Linked DNA regions of Homo sapiens: all the other regions are linked to region 1. A link is a loop called in an ENCODE intact Hi-C map of the cell type or tissue named here. Cell type or tissue: gastrocnemius medialis. All regions are shown on one strand.

What was found. A loop is a pair of places that touch in the nucleus more often than their neighbours do. Peaks named below come from ENCODE experiments on the same cell type or tissue, not always from the same donor. Only the 100,000 strongest peaks of a DNase experiment are listed, where the experiment ranks them.
Region 2: it touches region 1 in a loop (11-fold over the local background); 92 of 110 quality-filtered maps call a loop at or near these places.
Region 3: a loop joins it to region 1, with 9 times the contacts of the local background. A loop is called at or near these places in 90 of 110 quality-filtered maps.

What each region holds. Positions count from the first base shown.
Region 1 is chr1:245,038,533-245,046,532 of GRCh38, forward strand. All of the region lies in intron 3 of DRC8 (dynein regulatory complex subunit 8), which reads left to right. It also overlaps the pseudogene RNU6-999P. Among named protein-coding and RNA genes, the nearest start is that of EFCAB2-AS1, 72 kb to the left of the region's middle. RefSeq lists an enhancer at 7,998-8,000. In gastrocnemius medialis, a CTCF peak has its summit at 4,332 (motif pointing left); DNase peaks (open chromatin) are centred at 4,339 and 7,216; H3K27ac peaks cover 473 bases.
Region 2 is chr1:244,797,000-244,804,999 of GRCh38, forward strand. LOC107985372 (a long non-coding RNA gene) reads right to left here and starts at 6,773. Exons shown (of 5, transcript XR_001738568.1): 1 at 6,634-6,773. In gastrocnemius medialis, CTCF peaks have their summits at 16 (motif pointing left), 4,368 and 4,571; no DNase peak of the experiment used is centred here.
Region 3 is chr1:244,600,129-244,608,128 of GRCh38, forward strand. CATSPERE (catsper channel auxiliary subunit epsilon) reads left to right here. Exons shown (of 22, transcript NM_001130957.2): 18 at 5,567-5,666. Among named protein-coding and RNA genes, the nearest start is that of DESI2, 49 kb to the right of the region's middle. RefSeq lists an enhancer at 1-109. In gastrocnemius medialis, a CTCF peak has its summit at 3,472 (motif pointing right); no DNase peak of the experiment used is centred here.

The sequences.
Region 1 (8,000 bases):
ATTGTTAAAACAGTATGGCATAATGGATCAATGAAATAGAAAATCCAGAAATTGTTCCAAGTGCATATGGAAAGTTAATATAGGATATAAATAGCATCTCTGATGTGTGAGGAAAACATAGATTTAACTGGATAGCTATTTAGAAAAATATAAAATTGGGTCTGTACTTCATGCTGTATAGTAAGATAAAGTTTGTGTGCAACAAGTATCTAGGTTTAAAACAAAACCTTGTTAAGTATTTAAAAATATGAATGAATTCCATTATAAACTTGGAGTAGGAAAAATAACTCAAAACAAAAGCCAGAAGTAGAAAGATTTTAAAATTTAATAAAATTTTACATAATAAAATTTCAAGCCAAAAAAGAATTATAAAATCAAGAGATAAATAACACCTTGAGAAAAATCTTACATTGTAAATGGCTAATATCCCTGATATTGTGTAAAAGTGGTAACTCTTTTAAAAATATTTGATTAACCAGAAATTTCCATTTCTTGACCACAGAGAAAAAAGGAATCTAGTATGCCATTATTTTGAAATTTAATCTTTTCAGTGCACCCCCTTATTTACTGCATTATTCACAATAGCCAATATAGGGAATTAACCTAAGTGTCCAAACGAATGAATGGATAAGGAAAATGTGATATGTTTACACAGTGAAATACTATCCAGTATTTTAAAAAACATTTTATTTTGAAATAATTTTAGAGTTATATAAATGCAAAAACATAGTACCCAGGATGGGCAACATAATGAAACCTTGTCTCTACAAAAAAAAAAAAAAAAAAAAAAAAAAAAAAAAAGCCAAGTGTGGTGGCACAGTGCTTCCAGCTGCTCAGGAGGTTGAGGTGGTTGGATTGCTTGAACCCAGGAGCTCGAGGCTGCAGTGAGCTATGATGGCATCACTGCACTTCAGAGTGCAACAGAGTGAGACGCTGCCTCTTAAAAAAAAAAAAAAAGAGTTTGTGTATCCTTCACCCCATTCACATCTTACATAACTACACTACAATGATCAAAACCAATAAATTAACGTTGGTTCAGTACCATCAACTGAACTAGAGATGTACTGGAGTTTCACCAATTTCCCACGAATTCCCTCCTCTCTCCCAGGATCCGTGCAGAACGCTGTCCTGCGCTGTTGTCTTGTCTCTTTAGCCCTCCAGTCTGTGACAGTTCCTCTTTCATCACCTTGATACTTTTGAAAAATCCTGCTGAATTCTTTTTTAGAATGTCCCTCAGTTTGGGTTTGCCAGATATTTTCCTGTGATTAGATTGAGCCAGTATATTTTTGGCGAGAATACTACACACAAGTGAGTTTGTGCCCTTCTCAGAGCATCATGTCAGGGAATACATGATGTTGCTCTGCTTTAGTACTGATGATGTTAACCTTAATTGCTTGCTTAAGATAGTGTCTGCCAGGTTTCCCCACAGCAAAGTTATGAATTTTCCTTTTGTATTTGGTAAATACCTTGGAGGAGATACTTTAAGACTGTGCAAATATTGATTCCCCTCAAACTCTGGCCCACAAGTAGCATCCGTTGGTCAATCTTGCCTGTGAATGTTATTACTGTGGTTTTTGCCAAGCGGCGTTTTGGTGTTATTTTTAAAAAGGAAATTCCAGGACAGTGGGCTTGTTCTCATTTTGTTGGGCAGTCGGCAGCCATTGGGCAATGTGGAATTTAGAATTACTTAGGCCTTTCCCAACACAGAAAAATGCCATAGTCTATTAATTCAGTAAACATTTATGGAACCCTTGTTATGACCAAGGCCTCTTGGTGAAATATGCAGACAGCATAGGATCTGGTCTGCACCTGAGTCTTTTTCTCTGCCACTACTTTTCACCTTGAATCACACTCGCCATCAAGATTTGTTCTAAGATGTTATTGCAAAAAGTGCTGAGAGACAAGTCCAGGAGTCAGAGGATAGGACCAATTTCCAATTTTGCCCCAGACTAGCTACGTTACTAGCAGGGCGAGTCAGATATCGTCTCAAAGTTCTAGTCTCCTTATTTTTAAAATAGGGAATATAATATAGATTGACATTAGAATTAAATGAGTGGATATATATGAAAGTACTGTTTAAGTGAAAGGCATTTTTCAAGCTATAAAGTGTTCTACAAATTAATTATTGTCTGGGCACGGTGGCTCATGCCTGTAATCCCAGCACTTTGGGAGGTTGAGGCGGGAGGATCGATTGAGCCCATGAGTTCAGGACCAGCCTGGCCAACATAGTGAGGCCCTGTCTATAAAAAACAAACACACAAACATGAATTACTCAACAAATATTTGATTTCTTATTAAGTGTGAGCTTTTTCTAGGTGTTAGAATATAGCAATGAAAGCCAAAGCCTCTGCCCTCCAGGAACTTATATTTTAGAGGAAAAAGGTGGATAATAGAAAAGTAAACAAGTAATAAATACAATTTCAAATAGTAATAAATGCTACACTGTAAATAAAACAGGATGATGTAACAAAATGTGCTATAAAGAAAATAAAGTAGGATAATACATTAGAGAATTGGGGTGTGTTTAGGTGGGATGGAATAGTTTAGACGTTCTGGTCAGGGAGTGCGTCTCTGGAAGTAATTTTCGAGATAAGAACTTTAAGATTAGGAGTCAGCTGTGTGAAGCAGGGGAGAGCAAATATAAAGGCCCTTTGAAGGGGAAAGGATTAGGATGCTGGAGAAAAGCAAAGAGGATAGTGTACCTGTGAGGTCGCTAGAGAGTGGTGTAAGATCAAGCCAAAAACGTTGGCAGGGCCAAATGACGTAGAGCATTACATGCTGTGAAAAAGAAGTTTCTCGGTGCAGTTGATCAGGAAGAAGTTGACCAGAAAGCCATTGAAGGGTTTTAAGCAGGGCATTACATGTTATGATTTTCATTTTAAAAAGATTGTTCTGGCTGCTGTGAGAATGGATTGAGATGGCCATCAAGAGCAGAAGCAGAATGACAGCCTGTGGTCTATTGCAGTGGTGCAGGCAAGAGGGAATGGTGGCCAGGCAAGCTTGGTGGTGGCAGTAAGTTGTAAGATGTCATTATTGTTATTGTTATGGGCTGAATTACGTCCCCTCCAAATTCGTGTTTTAAAGTCTTAACCTCCAGTATACCTCAGAATGAAACCTTAGTTGGAGATAAGGTCTTTAAAGAGGTGATTAAGTTAAAAAGCCCAAACAAAAGGGAGGTGATTAAGTTAAAATGAGGCCATTGGGGTGGGCCCTAATCCAATCTGACTTGTGTCCTCCTAAGAAGAGGAAGTTTGGACACCCAGAGAGACAGTGGGATGCTCGCGCACAGAGGGGTGACCAGGTGAGGGCACAGGGAGAAAAAGTGGCGCCTACAAATTGAGGAAGGCCCCAGAAGCAGCCGACCTGCTGACACCTTTATCTGGGACCTCTGGCCTCCGGAACCGAGAAAATCAATTTCTGTGGTTTAAGTCACACAGTCTATGGTAATTTGTTATGGCAGCCCTAGCAAACTGATAGAGCTATGACAATCATGGGTATGGTGCTGATCTCTTCATTGTATTTATCACTACCTAAAATTCGCTTAGATTTATTTATGTTTACTCTTTCACTCCCTTGATTGTAAGTTCCATTACAGCAGGGATTTTGTCTAATTCATAGTAATCGCAATGCTGCGGAGTGCCTGCGCCATGGCACATGAAAAGTGACCGTGTGGTTAAATTGTTTCTCAGTCACTCTGTAATATCCAGTATTTTGTAGAGCTTTTGTTTTTAATGATATACAGGAGATCCAGAGTTTTTTAGGGGGCTACAAACTCTAGCACATAGGACTATATAAGAAATAACACTGCAGCAAGTTAGAACCAGGTGTTCAGGAAGCATATCTTAGCAGTGGAGACACGATCTCTTGATTAGAGGGACCTTGGATAAAAGAGGCCTTTTTTGAACAGAATAGCTCTGCTGAAGAAAGAGATTTCGTCATTATTTTACCTTCATTTCATGGCTTTTCCAAAATAAGGTACATGTGTGAAAAATGCCCTCCGTAAGGGCGAGGTCTTTATTTTGTTCTCTGCTGTTCTGTAAACGATACCAGCACATCATAGGGTTCAAATATTTGTTAAATGAATGAAAACATTTTCAGATCCTGCTTTGTCCTTAGACATTTTTGGATTGCTTTAAATGTTCTCTTATCCTTAGCATAATATTAGCTATTTAATAGAGCAGGTAAAATGTTTTGCCTATTTTTTTTTGTCTCTTATAATTGTGTGAAATATTCTGAATCTGGTCTTCACTTTGGTGTTTTTGACCTTAGGCTGCCCTTAAACTGAAGTCACAGCCTAGCTCAATGGCACTGGCTCCCCCTTGTGTCAGGAACTTGATACTACACCCACTAAATGCCAGCCTGCCAAGAACCAAGCTTCCCCGGGTCAAACATTTTAAGTGGTCCAAATGCTATACATAATTAAATGATGACACCACGATTGGGCCACCTTATTGGGGCTCATTTGCTCCAAATAGTCTTACTCCTATGCCCACTACTATATATATAGCACAGGTACAGAAAAACATTTTTAATACTTGTAACCATAAAGGCTTTTGGAGTTAGTTTGTACTTCTTATCAATATAAGACATCTACGTTGACAAAAGAAATCGAATGTTGACTGAGTGCGGTGGCTCACGCCTGCAATACCAGCACTTTGGGAGACCTAGGCGGGCGGATCACTTGAAGTCAGGAGTTTGAGATCAGCCTGGCCAGCATGGTGAAACTCTGTCTCTACTAAAAACACAAAAAATTAGCTGGGCATGGTGGTGGGCACCTGTAATCCCAGCTACTTGGGAGGCTGAGGCAGGAGAATTGCTTGAACCTGGGAAGCGGAGGTTGCAGTGAGCCGAGATTATGCCACTGCACTCCAGCCTGGGCGACAGAGCGAGACTCTGTCTCAAAGGAAAAAAAAAAAGAAAGAAAGAAAAAGAAATCAAATGTCTCAGCATATTTTAAATACTTTATATGGAACAGTTGATTTTCACTTTCTTTCAAAAGCCTACCAAAATTGAGGAGTTAGCGTTTTTTTAATCCCATGAAATCGATTTAAAAGGAAGAAAATTATTTTTCAAAGGGACAACATTTTATTTTCAAGAGTAGTATTTGATTTCTGTTTTGTGTACATGGTAGAATACTGAGTGAGTTGCTCCTGGCCACTCTCGCTGTTGAGGAGATGAACCCGTGCAGGGACGGCCCCAGGAAGGCCTCTTTAGCTGTCTGAATGAAGTGATTTTGACTCTCAGCGTCAGTGGTGTGCTGGAGCCAGACCGTGCCGACTTATCCCAGCTCACAAGAGCTAATGGCTAAATTTCAGGAGTTCTGCAAACTATTGTTAAAGCTAGTTTATATTAGAAATAAATTATATAGACAATTCAGTTATATTAAAAAACAAGGGTGCTTTCTTCAGCAGCACTTATCTAAGATCAGAACAACATCGAGAAGATGAGCGTGGCACCTACACAGGCTGGCACACACATTTGTGAAGCGTTCCATATTTTTTCAGGTTATTCTGTATTAAATGCAAAATAAATGCTTTTATTAACAATGACAAAAAGAAAGGTAATTGTAATAAATACAATTTACCACTTCGTAATTACTTTATTATATTTTACTCATACTTTGAGGTTATTTGTGTCTAGTGTATGTGTGGTGGATGTACCATATAATGGTATGCTATTGTCATTTCTTCCAGACTCCACCTTTAGTGATTTCATGTTTGTAATTGGCAGCTTGAAATCGATCTTGGAACAATGGAAATAAAACCACAATGGAAATAAAAAAGGATCCAAATCAGGACTTTTTGCCTATGAGGAGCCAGTGATAACCAGCCCATTACTATATGCAAAACGAGTTTATATGTTTTTTCTCTACTCCAAAAACTTAACAAAAGAAGGAATTATTAAACTTTAAAAAACGATTTTAATTTTATTTTACTACATTGGTTTCAGTTTTTTATTTTATTTTATCATTTATTTATTTATTTTTGAGACGGAGTCTCACTCTGTCGCCCAGGCTGGATTTATTTATTTATTTATTTATTTATTTATTTATTTACTTTTTTTGAGACGGAGTCTCGTTCTGTTGCCCAGGCTGGAGTGCAGTGGCACCATCTCGGCTCTACCTCCCGGGTTCAAGGGATTCTCCTGCCTCAGCCTCCTTAGTAGGTGGGATTACAGGCGCCTGCCACCACGCCTGGCTATTTGTGTGTGTGTGTTTGTGTATTTTTAGTAGAGATGGCATTTCACCATGTTGGTCAGGCTGGTCTTGAACTCCTGACCTCAAGTGATCCACCTACCTCGGTACCCCCTCCCCCGACCCAGCCCCAACAAAGTGCTGGGATTACAGGTGTGAGCCACCATGGCTGGCTTGGTTTCAGTTTTTTAAATAGTTTTTTGAAAAGATAACTTCAATAATTTAAATTCTTTAATAATTTTAATAATGTTAAAAATGGTTTTAAAAGGTTGCTTTAATTTAATTGAATTTATTTATGTTGAGACAGAGTCTTGTTCTGTCACCCAGGCTGCCGTGTGATGGCAGCATCACAGAGCTCACTGCAGCTTCAACCTCACCTGCTCAAGTCATCCTCCCATCTCAGCCTCCAGGGTAGCTGGAACTACAGCCACACACCACCATGCCTGGCTAATTTTACATTTTTTTGTAGAAACAGGTTCTTACTGTATTGCTCAGGGTGGTCTTGAACTCCTGGACACAGGTGGTCCTCCCGCCTCAGCCTTCCACAGTGCTGGGATCACAGGTGTGAGCCACCTTGCCTTGTCACTGGTCGAGGGTTGTGACTGCAAGTTGTCCAGGTTCTTGGCATTTTGAACAAAGAATTGGACAAAATGCCCAGCAAAGCAAAGCAAAGTATGAAGCAACAAAAGAACAAAAGCAGGGATTCATTGAAAATGAAAGTACACTCCACAGTGTGGGAGTGGGCCAGAGCAGCAGCTCCAGGGTCCAGATGCAGAATCTTCTTGGGTCCAAATACCCGCTAGCAGTTTTCCATTGGCCACTTCACGTCCATCTCATGTAAATGAAGTGCTAGCCCACAGTCAGTCTGAATGGTTGCAGAAAGCAGCCAACCAGAGGCTGAAGTGAAGTTACAAAGGTCACACCCCTGTGCAAACAGGAGTTGGTTTTCGCAGCCAATCAGAGGCTAGGGTGAAGTTACAAAGTTATACCTCTGTGCAAACAGACTTGGCAGGCCATTAGTCTGACTGGTTGTGGACAGCAGCCATCGGTCTGACTGGTTGTGGACAGCAACCATTCAGAGGCCGGAGTGAACAAAGATGCAAACGAAGACTCAACCCGCAGTCAGTCTGGTTTGTTGCAGACAGCCAATTTCCCATCTGCCTACCAGAAAAGGTAGTGAGTTTGCAAAGGGAGTAGCCTCTGGTCCTTTTGTTACTTAGGCTGGAAAGTTAGGGTTTTCCTTTCAATTTAGTTCTAGGAAGTCAGTGTGAAATAGCCTTAGGATCCCTGCCTCCAGACCCTATTGCCCTGCCTCAGCCTGGCCTAAAAGCTTTACTTGAATCTTCAATCAATTCACTTAATTCAAAGTTTCATTTAGTAGAAATAGGTTAACCAACCTTAATATTATATATGATTTTATCAATTATGTTATATTTTTGTTTCATTTTCTAGTTCCTGTCTAATGTCTTGTTTTCTTATTTCTAAACTTCTTTCTTTTATTTTCATCATTAAGCTATGAATTTTTTTCCTATCTCCTGTAACTTTCTTTTCACTTATTTCAGTGTTTTTACATTTTTCTCTTCAGCTGTCTCCCTTTGCAGACAGACCTCGATCTCTTTCTCAGAATTAATGGCCTCATATTTTCCTGACCTGTGCTCCTTCTCGCTGTCTCTTTTATTCTTAGCTCACCTTTAGGATCCTCACTACTCCTGAGGCTGAACTGTTAGCAATACGGTTTCCTCCACTGTGGCCAGGATCCCAGCTCCATCCGGATACCATCTGGACATGTGCAGGGCTCACCTGGCCC
Region 2 (8,000 bases), 240 kb before region 1:
CGACACCTGGTGGTAGGATATGCAATAACATCGTGAACCTCCCTTAATGGTGGATTCCTGGCTTATTGTTGGAATAAAATGTAATTACATGGAAATTGTAAGAGCCATTCTAAAAGGTTAGCAACAACAAGAAAAAGGTTGTCTGCATGAACTTGCATGTGTGTGTGTCTATTCTTGTGCATTAAGGACAGACAATAATCCAAGACACAGTTAATGAAGATGAGAGCCTGATCAAGAACCTGTCGTTCACTCTGCTGCTTACTGTTATGCTGACCTTGTGCAAGACACTTCACTGCTTTGGGCTTTGGCTTTCTCATCTTTAGAGTAGGAAGATTTAAGAATCCCCACTTAGTTCAATAAATAGTATAAGTGAAAACTGTTTTGTGAATTGCGTGAATATGTTATACTACGTTAATTATTATACTATTAGCTATTATTATAATAAAGATCATCGTTGGCAGGACACAGTGGCTCATCCCTGTAATACCAGCACTTTGGGAGGCCAAGGCAGCCGGATCAGTTGAGGTCAAGAGTTCGAGACCAGCCTGGCCAACATGATGAAACCCTGTCTCTACTAAAAATACAAAAATTAGCCAGGCATGGTGGTGCGAGCCTGTAATCCCAGCTACTCGGAGGCTGAGGCAGGAGAATCATTTGAACCCAGGAGGCCGAGGTTGCAGTGAGCCGAGATCGCGCCACTGCACTCCAGCCTGGATGACAGAGCAAGACTCCATCTCAAAAAAAAAAAAAAAAGAAAACTGTTACAAAGTTAGCTCTCTGCTACAAATTTCCTGTCAAGGAATGTTAATATTGCTTGAAGATGAGAGCGCATTAGTCTGGACTTTGAACCTTGTAATAGTCCCTTTTACTCAGGGATAACTGCTTAAAACTGCAACGTGTCCAATCTATGAGCGTCAAAACAGCAACCGGGTGCAGGGTTCTCAGCCAGGGGCAATTTTGTCCCCAGGGGACATTTAGAAATGTCTGGAGATATTTTTGGTTGTCACGACTAGGGGGAAGAGTGCTACTGGCATCTAGTGAGTAGAGTCCAGGGACGCTGCTACACATCCTACAAGGCACAGACAGCACCCCCACCACAAAGAATTATCCGGCCCCACATGCCAAAAGTGCTGAGGTTGAGAAACTGGTCTAGCGTAACAGAAGGGAGAAAGTAGACCTTTTTCCCTACTGTCCTAACCACCATTAACAGCAACCACAAAGATGGGATGGTGGGTCATCAATGTGAAATTCTCCAACATATATGTGCAAAAGAGCTCAAGAAATGTATTAAGTAGCATCATACAATGCCATTGTTATCTACTATGTGTAAACCGTCTCAACATGGGCACAACTGGTCTTGTTTTTCCCTCCTCTTTTTACAAAGAAAATGAACCTGACCTGAATAGAACTTTTGCTCTATTCAGACATCAAAATAAAAACTAGCGGTAACTATTAAATGTGTAGTTACTTGTGGAATTAAGACTAAGAGTTAAAAGGGAGTGAGTATACTTTGTAATGACCACATGCTCTGATAGTGTATAGTAGTGCCATTTTTTCACTTTTCATTTAATATTTTTCAGACAAGGTCTCACTTTGTCACCAAGGCTGGAGTGCAGTGGCACAATCACAGTTCACTGTAGCCTCAACCTTCCAGGCTCAAACAATCCTCCCACCTCAGCCTCCCAAGTAGCTGGGACTACAAGTGCATGCCACCATGCCCGGCAATTTTTTTTTTAAGATGGAATGCCATTATGTTATCCAGCTGGTCTCAAATTCCTGCACTCAAGCAGTCCACCCACCTCAGCCTCCCAAAGTCCTGGGATTACATGTGTAAGCCACTGCACCCAGCTGAGTACTGCCATTTTTAAAAATGGGACAAGAACATTTACAAATACATTTAAAGGCTGGGTGTGGTGGCTCACACCTGTAATCCCAGCACTTTGGGAGGCCGAGGTGGGTGGATCACCTTGAAGTCAGGAGTTTGAGATCAGCCTAGCCAGCATGGTGAAACCATGTCTCTACTAAAAATCCAAAAATTAACCGGTGTGGTGGTGCATGCCTGTAATCCCAGCTACTCGGGAGGCTGAGGTGGGAGGATCGCTTGAACCCAGGAGACAGAGGTTGCGGTGAGCCGAGATGGCACCACTGCACTCCAGCCTGGGCGACAGAGCGAGACCCCCTCTCAAAAAAAACAAAAAACAAAAAAACAAGCACACACATTTAAAAATGTGTGAGCAAGCACACACATTTAAAAATGTGTGAGCAAGCACACAGAAAAAAAGCTTTTTAAAAAACCTTTTTAGTAATTATATTAGTGATGGTAATATTAGTATTGCAGCTCCGACACTGTTATGAGTAATGCGGACACATCAAATGCGCAAGATGAGGTATTCTGATTCCATTCTAGATTTTGGTTTTGAGAATCATATTTTCAACGTGGAAGAATGTGTATACAGGATTCTCAAGATGTAGAGGTTAGGTAAAATTCCTTGCTGTTCTGAATCTGAATGTAAAGTATCAGTGTGAATGCATGAGGTATTTTCTATTCTATTCTCTTCATGTGTCTATATATGCAAAATCTTCACTGAGAAGGCCCAAAAGCAAAGCAACGACCAGCACAGTAGCAGCCAGCATCTTTATGCCCAGAGTACCGTCTTCAAATACCATTTCCCACTAAAAGAAACAAATGCTTCATGAAGAAATGACTGATTCCCAGTTTGGGGCAGAAAATATACATTTTGACCTTTGTCATATCATCTAGTCACATCAGATAGCAACAAAACTACCGAAGACTACTAGGGCCATGTAAGAAGGATTCAGGAGCCAGTTGGAAAAGGCATCCACTTACTGAAGATGACACAATTTATGCTTCAATAATTCCAAGGGACTGAAAATGATCAAATATGTTTAAATCCCTAAGTTCTTAATTATATTCAAACATTTTTAATCATCACATTTGGAGGATGCTAGGGAACCAATTCTCTTCCCGGGAGAGGAGGGTGGGGGACCCATTCCTTATCTTAGAAAACTTACGAGAGAAAAGAATCTAGTACTTTTCCCAACTTTCCTACATGGATTGTACCACTGGGTAACCTAATGGTAGATGAGAGGAGGCATCTCTTTATGAAAGTATTGCAACTAATAGACCGGCGGGCGCGTTGGCTCAAGCTTGTAATCCCAGCACTTTGGGAGGCTGAGGTGGGTGGATCACGAGGTCAGGAGATCGAAACCATCCTAGCCAACATGGTGAAACCCCGTCTCTACTAAAAATACAAAAATTAGCCAGGTTTGGTGGCACACACCTGTAGTCCCAGGTACTCGGGAGGCTGAGGCAGGAGAATCGCTTGAACCCAGGAGTTGGAGGTGCAGTGAGCTGAGATCATGCCACTGCAATCCAGCCTAGCAACAGAGCGAGACTCCATCTCAAAAAAAAAAAAAAAAAAAAAGGTATTGCAACTAACAAATGAAAAAAAAAGCGGTAGAATTAGAGTATTACAATTTTGTAATTGTCAGTGGATTAATGGCTTTAGGCATCAGGCATCCATGACTATTAACATAGCAACAGAGTTGACCTGCGTTTTGTGCTTCCTGATTCAAGATCCAGTAGTGACTTAGTCTTGCCATAGAGTCTGAACCTAAGTCTCATCATACCTTGGGATCCAGCTGCTACATCGTAGGAAATCCAGAACACATTGAATTCCACCGAGAATACTTCATCAGCAACATCCAGATTGTGGGAAATTTCACAGGTCAAAGGATTCAGGTTTTTCAACAGATAAATTGTCAGAATAAGAAAGAGAGGGGAAACTTGTAGCTTCGGAGACTTAAAATCATAACTAATTTTCAAAAAATAGAGATGGGGTCTTGTTATGGTGCTCAGGCTGGTCTCCCACCTCTGCCTCAGCCTCCCAAAGTGTTGAGATTACAGGCATGAGCCACCACGCCCAGCCACGACTTTTTTAACTGGACAACCATAGAGTCCCAGGTGTTCACTATAAAGAAACACGACCAAGTGATTGTCTTCGTGGTTTCTTGGCGGCGGTGGTGGTTGGGACGTGATAGGGGTGGGGCCCGTGGATGGTCTTCTCAGTGGCTTGCAAAGTTCTATTCCTTGACCTGGATGGTAGTTACAAGGGTGTTTGCCTTCATTACGCTATACATTCATTTTTGTATGATTTTCTGTATTTATGTTTTATTTTCCAAAAAAAAAAAGCTTTAAAAGAGTATAAAGAAAGTAGATGGCAGAAATTTGTGGAATCTTCCCCCAGCAACATAAAAACGCGGTGGGTTTTTGTAACTTGGTTTTTACACTTTACAATTAATATTGTAATGAGAAATACTCGTGTGGACCACTAGGGCGCACAATTTGTTGCCCGCAGCATCTGCGGCACTGGCACTGATGAAAGGGGGATGCTAAATGCTTCAGTAACGCCACCTGAGTCTCGGGATGAAGCAACATTATTCATCGCCCTTTGATCATGAGCTACATATGTGAGTGCCAATGCTGGCGAATCGTATTTGGAAAGTCGGGTCCAACATGTGATGTGTACATACAGGGTATACACTGAAAATACCGTAGTTTTATCCTCTTTTAAGATAAGCTTCAATTTATTTGAGTTATTAGAACAAAGCCTCATAAACCACGGTAAAAAGAACCTTAAAACTTTTTTTTTTATTTTTGAGGAAGTCTTGCTCTGTTGCCCAGGCTGGAGTGCAATGGCACAATCTTGGCTCACTGCAAGCTCCATCTCCTGGGTTCAAGCGATTCTCCTGCCTCAGCCTCCTGAGTAGCTGGGATTACAGGTGCCCGCCACCACGTCCAGCTGATTTTTGTATTTTTAGTAGAGACAGGGGTTTCACCATGTTGGTCAGGCTGGTCTCGAACCCCTGACTTCAAGTGATCTGCCTGCCTTGGCCTCCCAAAGTGCTAGGATTACAGGCATGAGCCACAGTGCTCAGCCCAAAAACCTCAAGACTTAGTGTGTGGAGAATGGAGGTGAAAAGTTTTTGTGGTGGTCTCCTAATGAGACGATAGCCCCCTGGCGGAGGGAGAGAAACACGTGAGAGCTATTTGGAGCCTCCCTGAAAGGTGTCACTGGGCTATGGATGGACTGAGAACCACACAGCGACGGGCCAGCCTTCGAGGGCCAACACAGAGTGAGAGACGGCCTCTGCAGGGCCCAGGCTGGGGAGGGGTGGTGAGGCCAGTCACGACTAGTAATCTAAGAGCCGTCTTTCCTTACCTGTGGTGTGGAAAGGGCTGCGGGTCACAGAATCTTAGTGATACGAGCTTAGGCGAGGCTCAACGGCCCTACCTCTCAGGTGAGAAAGCAGCTCTCCTGTAATCGTTATCTTTTCTCAAAGGGGAAGAACAACTTCTTCCTGTTAATAAATCACAGACCTCAGATGCTTTGTATTGCTGAGGAAACAAAACGTTTATGAATTGTTCACAGGCTGAGAAAATAAGATGCTTTGAGTTTTTGGTTTTTTCTACAAGGCTGCAATAAATAACACAGCAGTAAATCCTAACCTTTAGCTCTGATTGGTATTATTTCATTTTGGTGCCTTTCCAGCCGGCCCAAAAGTGTGATGCTGTGATACACACAGTATGTGTGTATGTGTGTATACACATGACTATTTTGTGAGATTTCGCGTACTAGTTCATTAGTGGCGCCCTGGAATCACAGATCCTTCCTGCTGCGGTGATAGCATGTGGGTGGTGCCGAGGTGGACTGCTGCTTGATGGTGAAGAAAGAAAAGAGGACAGGAGGACCCGCCAGGACCACATGTGGAGAGCTGCAGCGAAAGAATCCTCGCTCGGTGGACACCATGGCTTTTTGCTAAGCCCTGGTTCTCTCTATGGACCCCATGCCTCATCTCCAGAGCCAAAACCCAGCCTTTCTCATTCAAGGACACTCCCCAGAGCTTTGGGAACACATTTCATTCTGGCTCTGTTAAGTACCCCCATAGGGTCCCGAAAGTCCAGGCTGCTTCTTGCCCCTGCCGCCTCAGGTCCCAGAGGCCCACTGCTGCGTCCAGGACGCCTCCTCCACCACGTCCTCTCCCAAAGCTTATGCAGCAGTTAAGCAAAGGGGCCCTGGCCTCTACAGCACCGAGGCAGCCTCCTAGTTCAGCCACTCTCATGTGAGTGTGGACAAATTATTTAACCTCCCTAAGCCTCCCTTCTCTCTTCCATTAAATATGGATGATAAGGATAATAAATATTAACCTCATAAGGTTGTTGTGAGAGTTAAATGAGAAAAGATATATAAAACTTAGGCCGGGTGTGGTGGCTCACGCTTGTAATCCCAGCCCTTGGGGAGTCTGAGGCGGGCAGATCACTGAGGTCGGGAGTTCGAGACCAGCCCAACCATGGTGAAACCCCGTCTCTACTAAAAATACAAAATTAGCCAGGAGTGGTGGCTCATGCCTGTAATCCCAGCTACTAGAGGGGCTGAGGCAAGAGAATCTTTTGAACCTGGGAGGGGGAGGTTGCAGTGAGCCGAGATTGCATTATTGCACTGCAGCCTGGACAACAAGAGCGAAACTCCATCTCAAAAAAAAAAAAAAAAAGATATATAAAACTTAGTGTCATTCCTGGCCTGTAAATGGTAAGTAAAATGTAGCTCTCACCTTTACTCCAGGTTTCAGAAATGCTGTTCCTCTCAACAGAGAGGTGGTGGATTCTCCACAAATGCTGAGGAATGAATGGATGGATGAGAGAATGCAGTGACCACTTCCCATGGATGGATGAGAGAATGCAGTGACCACTTCCCAATGATGAAGATTATGGCAAAAATTGATTTTAAACTCCTACAAGATAGAATCCATGATTTAATTCTTTTTATTTTTTTCTTTAAGACAGAGTCTCACTCATTGCCCAGGCTGGAGTGCAGTGGCGTGGTTACAACTCACGGCACCCTCAACCTCCCCGGGCTCAGGTGATCTTCCCACATCAGCCTCCTGAGTAGCTGGGACTACAGGTGCATGCCATCACACTTAGCTAATTTTTCTATTTTTTTTTTAAGAGATGGCGTTTTGCCATGTTGCCCAGGCTGGTCTCCAACTCTTGGGCTCAAGCAATCCTCCTGCCTTGGCCTCCCAAAGTGTACAGTCATGTGTCACTTAAGAATGGAGATACATTCTGGAAAATGCGTCATTCAGCGATTTCGTAGTTGTGTGAACATCACAGAGTGTACTTACACACACCTAGATGGTACAGCCTCCTACTACACACCTAGTCTGTATAGTGTAGCCTATTGCTCCTAGGCTACAAACCCGTACAGCATGTTACTTTACCGAATACTGTAGGCAATCGTAACACAATGGTAAGTATCTGTGTATCTAAATATATCTGAACATAGAGAAGGTACAGTAAAAATACAGTATTATAATCTTATGGGATTCTAAGATTATAATCTTATAATAATATAATCTTGTATATTTGGTCCATCCTTGACAGGAACATTGCTATGTGGCATATGACTGTATAGCTCTTCGAACCAAAATAAAGCAAAAAGATGACTCCCAAAAAATAGATTATGAGGCCGCACGTGGTGGCTCACGCCTGTAATCCCAACACTTTGGGAGGCCAAGGTGGGCAGATCACTTGAGGTCAGGAGTTCAAGACCAACCTGGCCAACACAGCGAAACCCCATCTCTACCAAAAATACAAAAATTAGCCGGGCATAGTTGGTGCTCGCCTGTAATCCCAGTGACTCGGGAGGCTGAGGCAGGAGAACTGCTTGAACCCAGGAGGTGGAGGTTGCAGTGAGACAAGATCGTGCCGCTGCACTCCAGCCTGGGCAACAGGGCGAGACTCCATCTCCAAACAAAACAAAACAAAATTATGAAGAGACTACGCTTAGATTAGGGACTGGGATTTAACACAGGTTCAATCTTCCTAGAGTACATCTTTAATAAAGTATACACAGGGAACAGTGCCCAAATCATAAGTGTACAGCTAGATGACCTTTTACAAAGTGAGCACGCATCTGCGA
Region 3 (8,000 bases), 440 kb before region 1:
AAACATAACAAAAATACTTTGTACATAACTAAGCTTGAAAGAAAGAAGGCGGACTCTCAGAAGCGAAGAGAGAACTGAAAGTTAGAGCAATGCTTTTCAGCCTACCTATGCGATCCAGGGCTACTGGCCCAGGATAATGGAGCTAGAAATTGGAAGCTGGGTTTTCAAGCCCCTGTGAGGCCAAGAGGCTCTTTCACAAATTCAGGATATATTAAGAGCTACCTAGTCCAAAAAAAAAAAAAAAGAGAGAGAGAGAGACTAGAAAACTCTGCTAATGCCCAGGTCAGTCACAAGGAAGGTTGTAACCTACATGAATTTGTAGGCAAAAACATACCTCCTATAAGAATGGGAGATGTCCACCAAAATGTTCACCTCAGGCCTCCTATGGATCTGAACTTATACCTAATAGGAATAGAGTTTAGTCACAGAAAGTGCCATATGAAAAATGAAGCTAAAAACTATCAACTAGCCTTGAAACCCCTAAGCAAACCCCTTGAAACAAAGGTAACTGGAGAAGCAAATCCAGAGATACAGGATCCTCACTGGAAAAGTCACCACCATCAAAGAATCGATCAAATCCAGAGATATAGGATCCTCACTGGAAAAGTCACCACCATCAAAGAATCGATCATCAAATCCAGAGATATAGGATCCTCACTGGAAAAGTCACCACCATCAAAGAATCGATCATCAAATCCAGAGATATAGGATCCTCACTGGAAAAGTCACCACCATCAAAGAATCGATCATCTAAATTTACAAACATTTAAGGAAACGGACCCCCATGAGGGCGAGTCAGCAGATAAAATAAGTTGAAAAATGAGCACACAAAGCAAATGCTTAAAAATAACAGAACAATCTGAATAATATAGAAAATGTGTTCAAAAATGAATAAAGAGGAAAAATAAAATAGAAATCATAAGGAAATAATACGACTATGAAAAGAAAGTAGGCATATTTTAAAAATTTTGAAATTCTAGACATGAAAATGTAGTCATTAAATTCAAAATTTTAGACATAATTACAAACCAGATTAGATATAGGTGGAGAGAGAATTACTGAAAAAAGAGGGATGTGGAAATTAACCAGGATGCAATACAAATAGGTAAACAGATAAAGAAATAAGAAAGAGGGTAAGAAACAATTTCAGCAGAAGGACAAATTTCAACATGTGCTTAATAATTTTTTCCAGAAGGGGAAATTACAGAAAATGCGTTGAAAAGAGAGGCAACATTCAATGAAAAGAAATAAAATATGAAAACTTTTCAGAATTTAAGGCCCAAGTCAGAAGGTTGAGGATTGGCATGAAGTCTCAGATACCTCAGAATGAAGCCATAAAACAGTAAAGAAAAAGGGAAAATCACATACGCTGTCATATAAATAAGACAGATTACCTACAATGGAATGTCACCTAGACTGACAGATTTCTCACCAGCAAAAATAGGATAAATATAACTGGGGGTCAGATGATTAGCCATGAGACTGGGCTGAGTAGGGAACGAAGAGAAGGCAAGAGAGAAATGCTGTGTGAGAAAGCAGGGAGGGCCGGGCGCGGTGGCTCCACCTGTAATCCCAGCACTTCGGGAGGCCAAGGTGGGCGGATCACTTGAGGTCAGGAGTTCGAAACCAGCCTGGCCAACATGGTGAAACCCCGTCTCTACTAAAAACATAGAAATTAGCCGGGCGTGGGTGGTGGGCGCCTGTAATCCCAGCTACTTGGGAGCCTGAAGCAGGAGAATCGCTTGAACCCAAGAGGCAGAGGTTGCAGTGTGCCAAGATCGCACCACTGCACTCTAGCCTGGGCAACAGAGCGAAACGGAAGGAAGGAAGGAGAGAGAAGGAGGAGAAGGGGAGAAAGGGAAGGAGAAGAAGGGGAAGGGGAAGGAAGGAGGAATTGGGGAACTGGAAATCTCTATGAGGTCAAGGGGCAGATGAGAGGACAAGTGGGGGATGGGAGAGGGTGAGGTGGGAGAGTAGTCTACTGGAACAGCACTATTTGGGATTTTTGTGGCAGCACTTGTTTCTAGAAATAACTTATTTGTCTGCTACTAGGAATCACTTGATAAAACCTTTTACTTCCAATTATCCTAAGATAATGAACTGAATACTAGAGGTCAACGACAGAGGGACAAATGGGTAAGGTCCATTGTCCAGTTCCACTGAATTATAGTATACATAGTTGAAAACCAGGTATCCGATCAGGTATTCATCAGAGGTGAATTTAGCTGCTCACTCTGAGACTCTGGCAGACTTGAATCAATCAAGCTTTGAGAATCAGCGGCAGGGGTGGCCACCGGGAAATTAGCCCATAGTCTAGGTCTCTGGATTACAATAAATGCCTTAACGTTATAGGGAATGGCTCAGGTACAAGGCTCGGCAGAGTTTTACCGATAAAAGGACAATAGACTGACTGTCCAACACTCATAAGAAGGAAGCCAGCCCTGGGAGTGTGATCTAGCTGGGAACCCAAGTCATCACAGCTGGATTCAGAGTCCCAGGGCTTGCCCCACACTTACTAGCATTTGATGATGAGTCTATCACGCTCCAATCCCAAACTAGAATTCAGTGCCACAGAAGCAGCCCTAGAGGAAACAGTGGGGCAGGATTTCTTTGTTACCCTGCAGGGAGTTCAGGAACAGATATTCTGGGTGTTTTAAGGGTCCTGAGGATTCGCTTTAGTCAGGTACGGTAAGATATACAGACGCGGAAATGGCCATCAGGAAGGAAGTGCATTATACATACAGATCCCTAGAAACTGGGGGCAAGGCATGCTCCATGGGGCCACACATGGAAACATCAGGGTCAGTCAGGAGGCAGAGGGAGTGAGGGGGAAATGTGGGCAGAGCCTTATTGCAGTTTCTGTGGGAAGGAATAGGAGAGGCAGGGTAAGCATGTTTGAAATTGGCTACTTTGAATAATTTCAATGGGGCTCTGGGGACTAGGGACTCTCCCTGGTTGTAGTGTGTCTGCCTCTGGGGTGATGAGGGTAGGAGGATAGTAGCCCAGGGCTACTAATAAAGAACCCCCTTTCATAGGCAGGGGCTCCTGGAAGAGTTGGTTACTATCTCTAGGAATTGGCTAACCTTCCGCAGACCCCCTAGAGTCAGCAAGGCCCCAGAAGTTATGGCATCAGAATACAGAAAATTAAAGTCGTGGTTAATACAATGGGATAGCCACAAGGATTTGTCTAATAGGTTTGCAGGTGCACAGAGAGGTCTCTTTCCCAATTCCCAAAATGGAACTACCACTGTGGGGAGGTTACAAATTGCAAGGAAGAGCTGCCAACTAGTAACATTTCTGCATTTCTTAGGCTTAATTAGTATTATACCCTACATTAAAGAACATTCATGAAAATAAGCCATGCTTATATAGACAAGTATTTTTTCAAATATATTCAATGATATAAATTAAACATCATTGTAAAAGATCTTTACAAACCCAGAAATTATGGGTCATGTAATTTACACTTATTGCCACTAGATGGCACTGTAGCATATTGCTCTTGCAAAAGATGCCAGCTCAGTTCAATTAAGATTTTTTTTTTTTTTTAATAAAACATATGGCTTGCAACTAGTTCTTAATAATGTAAGAATCTGGCCAGGCATGGTGGCTCACACCTGTAATCCCAGTGCTTTGGGAATCAGAGGCAGGAGGGTGGTTTGAGGCCAGGTGTTCAAGATGAGGCTGGACAACATAGTGAGACTCCCCATCTCTACAAAAGATTTTAAAATTTACTGGGTGTGGTGGCACATACCTGTAGTCCTAAAGTTAGGAGGATCCCTTGAGCCCAAGAATTAGGGGTTATAGTGAGCTATGATTGTGCCACTGCACTCCAGCCTCTGCAACAGAGCAAGACCCCATCTCTAAAATACCAATAAATGGTAATAATTCAATAGTCTGATGACTTTTGGAAGATGCAAACATTCTGTTCTTTCCAAAGCTCCTAGAATTAGAGCTTTGCTAAAGCCTGACCCAAATCTCTGAAACTATACAAAAATACATGTATGCCTGCACATGTGTGCATTTGTCTGTTGCGAAAGGGTCCCAGAGCTCTCAGTAGAGTTTTTGAATACTCTGTGGCCTTCCTCCCCATCAGAAAAGAAGCCAAACACCAATCCTCCAATCCCTAGCTAGTCATGCCTGTTTGAGAACTAACCTTCTGAGTTCATCTCTTCATGACGTCTCAAAACTAAATAGGATGGAAAGAAAATAACTTCTCAGGTACCACTTTTTGACATTTAAAATTTTTGTCCCCAGTTTGTGAGAATGGGACAATAAATGCTTTTAATAACAAGGGTTGGGTGTTAGCAAGCTGTAGCAGACCTAGAAGGCCAGATACAAATGTGAGGTGAAGCAGAGATGGGGCAGTGAGTCAGGAGACACTGTCAAGGACCTGTTATTTTGTCTGATAGACACAGAGCAGTGAGTGCAGCAAGAAGCTCTACCAGAAGGAGAAGGTGGGGCGACAGTCCCAGAGCCAGCAGCCTCGAAGCAAGTGCCTGACACTAAGGTCCTAAGTGAAATTCTACCCAACAGGCATGGGGGACAATTTCATTCAGAAATATGGGAGTAACTGACGGAGAAGGAAAACATGTAACCATTCTTACGGTCACAAGTTCTGGTGTGCAAAGGCACGACTTTATCAAGAATTGAACTTTTAGCTCTGATTTCAAGCCTCTATGTTCACATGGTAGCAGGGAGAAAAATATTAATATGAAGCACTACAGCTCTTTTGAACACTTACTGAGTTTGCGGTAAATAAGCCCAATGGGACCTGTGTCTCCAGCTGTAGCATCAAGGCAGGGGTAGCCGGTCCATCTTGCACTCCCCTTGCTGGTGTCTGCTGTTGGTAGAAGTCGTCTTGCATTCTCTGAGCATGGGCTAGGTGTGACTATAGATCCAGGGAGCGTACAGGCTACGTCTGCTTCTCAGCCTCACCTCGACTTACTGACACCACTGATCCTTCCAGACTCAGCCACACCTTCCAGCTGGTTCCTCCTAGGGGGATCTGCAGCATCTCCGTTCTCATCATAGTAATTCTGTGGTTTCATTCTCTAGTACATCTAGTACATAATAGGCAGCAAATGAATATATGAGCTAAAAGACAACAGGGCATCCTGCTGTGCCCTTGCTCTGCCCTTTCTCCATCCATCACATCCTTCCGTCTTTCTCCCTGCTAACACCCATGACAGCAGTACCTAAGCTACCCTCACCTGATCAACAGATGGACCCTGTCCAGTGAAGAGAACTTAGAGTTCCAAATGTCCAAAAAGTAAAACATTTCTCCTTCATTACTATCAGGTTTTATTTTGAGAGCTGAATGAAAGAACATCTGTTTATTTCATCCAGCTGTCAAAAGACACCTAAACAATAGGTACTGTTATTATTTTACAGAAAAAAAAATCAAGGCTTCAAGAGTTTAAGTAACTCCCCCAGAGTTACTTTATCACTTTATGAAGTGATAAAGACAGGATTTAAACCTAAGCACTTCTGACTCAGAAGCTGGAACTCTTAACCCCTCTATTTTATATTAAACTAGTATCTTTCTGTTTGTTGTTTCTTTCAGATTTGATGATAATGGCTATGTTAAAGACGTTGAAGCAAATTTCATAGTGTGGGAAATACACGGCAGGGATGACTATAGCTTTAATAATACTATGGCACAGGTATGGCATCTTTGGATTTAACCAGAATTTAGCATGCAACTAGACAATGTCTTCCTGTTTTAAATTTATAAATAAGCGATCTAAGGAAAATAGAATAAGGCAGCAGTGGGTAGGAAAAAAATCACCTCTAGATTAAATTATATGGCTACTAAAATTCATTTATGAAAAATAGAAGTTGTCACATAAGACAGACATAAAGGGGTCAGAAAAAAAATAACATTTATAGTAGGATGATGCAACTCTATGAGTCTTCTTTTCTCTCCAAACTGTATTCAGTGTTTGATTATTTATGGGTCTGCCTTTGGCTTTAGGACATTTATCACTTGTGCACTAAGTCAAACGGACACTCTGGGCTTCGTCTCACTTGACTTCCCTGCATCATTTGACCCTGCTGACTTTGGCTTCAGTGTCCCTACACTCTCCCGGCTTCCTTCCACCCGCCAGGACTGGTTGCTCTTGGCCTCCTTGGTGAATCTCCCTTATTCTATCCTTTCACTTTGTAGGCCGCAGCAGAGTGGTCTTACCACTCCCAATCAACACATTTCCCCTCCCTGTGTGGGCCTTCCTGCCCTGAGGGCCTCCTGTCATGATGGAGCCTCTCTAGAAGTTACCAGCACTGATTTCTAATATTCCCCACAGATTTCACTCGCAAAAAAAAAAAACACAAAAAACAGGGATGGCTCTTTCCGAAGTAATGTTCTTATCTACCAGACACCTTAATTATCCAGAAGTATAACCCATCTAGATGGCAGCCAAGAGAACTGAGTTCCACCTGCCATCCCCCAGAGTATTGCAAGAATTCTTTCTTTTGCTTTTTTTTTTTTTTTTTAAGAGTCTCGCTCTGTTGCCCAGGCTGGAGTGCAGTGGTGCAGTCTCAGTTCACTGCAACCTCCACCTCCTGGGCTCAAGCGATTCTCCTGCCTCAGCCTCCTGAGTAGCTGGGACTACAGGCACATGCCACTACACCTGGCTAATTTTTGTATTTTTAGTGGAGATAGGGTTTCACCATGTTGCCCAGGCTGGTTTCGAACTCTTGACCTCAATTGATCCACCCGCCTCGGCCTCGCAAAGTACTGGGGTTACAGGCGTGAGCCACCGTGACTGGCAATTGTCTTTCAGTTATGTAACCAAATACATCCGTCCCACCACACATTCCACCTATGCTTGTTCAGCACCTAATATGTAAGTTCTCCTGGTCTGCTTCCTCTGCACAGTCTCATCCCTATACTATTGTATCCATCTTCTCCCTTGGTCCAGACTCCCATCACTCTCTTCCTTCTCAAACCTTTCCATTATGCCTCAAGGTTAAACGCTCTAGATCCTTCTTCAATAAAAGTTCCTCAGAGGACAACCCTTTCCCTACAGTTCTATCGAACCAAGAGTACTCTTTCTCTCACCCCATATACTTAAGGGTGAGATTTGGGGTTGATGTTCTCCCTCATCCATAGTATCATTGCTGCACTTGGTCTTAGCCAAAAGGCCACTAAGAGATACAGTATCATTTCCAGGTCATTCTCTCTTCACTCTAAGTAAAACTCCATTTGTTTGAGGCTCCTGCCATTCAGTTGACATCTATGCCATCCCTACTTACTGGTACCGTATACTCAGAACTGGATCACTTTTCCTCCTGCCCTGAAAACAATCACCATGGATTCCTGAATTCTGCCATCCATCCTATGAGGGTATTGCTGGGAAAGTTTCTAAACAGGGACTACGTTTCCCAGATGCATTTGCATCTAGCTGGGGCCATATGACTGGTTCGCATGGCTGGAATATGAGCAGAAGTCATAGGTGTCACTTCCAGGTGAAGTGCTTAAGAAGGAATCACGTGAACCTTCACGCTTTCCATCATACCTCACATCAGTGTATTACAGCAACAAGTAAGGCTGGAGTAGATGAGAGCTGGAATGCAAGGAGCCACTACACATTTTTAAAAGCCTTGGTTCCTAATTCACTGCTTTGAGGAGAGGCACCGTCAGAACCATCTAACCAGGGACATCTGCACTGGGCTATATGTGATCAAGAATTAAACTTGTTGGCTAGGCACGGTGGCTCATGCCTATAATCCCAGCACTTTGGGAGGCTGAGGCAGGCCGATCACAAGGTCAGGAGTTTGAGACTGACCAACATGGTGAAACCCCATATCTCCTAAAAATAAAAAAATTAGCTGGGCATGCTGGCACACACCTGTAATCCCAGCTACTCAGGAGGCTGAGACAGGAGAATCGCTTGAACCCAGGAAGCGGAGGTTGCAGTGAGCTGAGATCGCGCCACTGCCCTCCAGTCTGGGTGACAGAGTGAGACTCCGTCTAAAAAAATAATAATAATAATTTT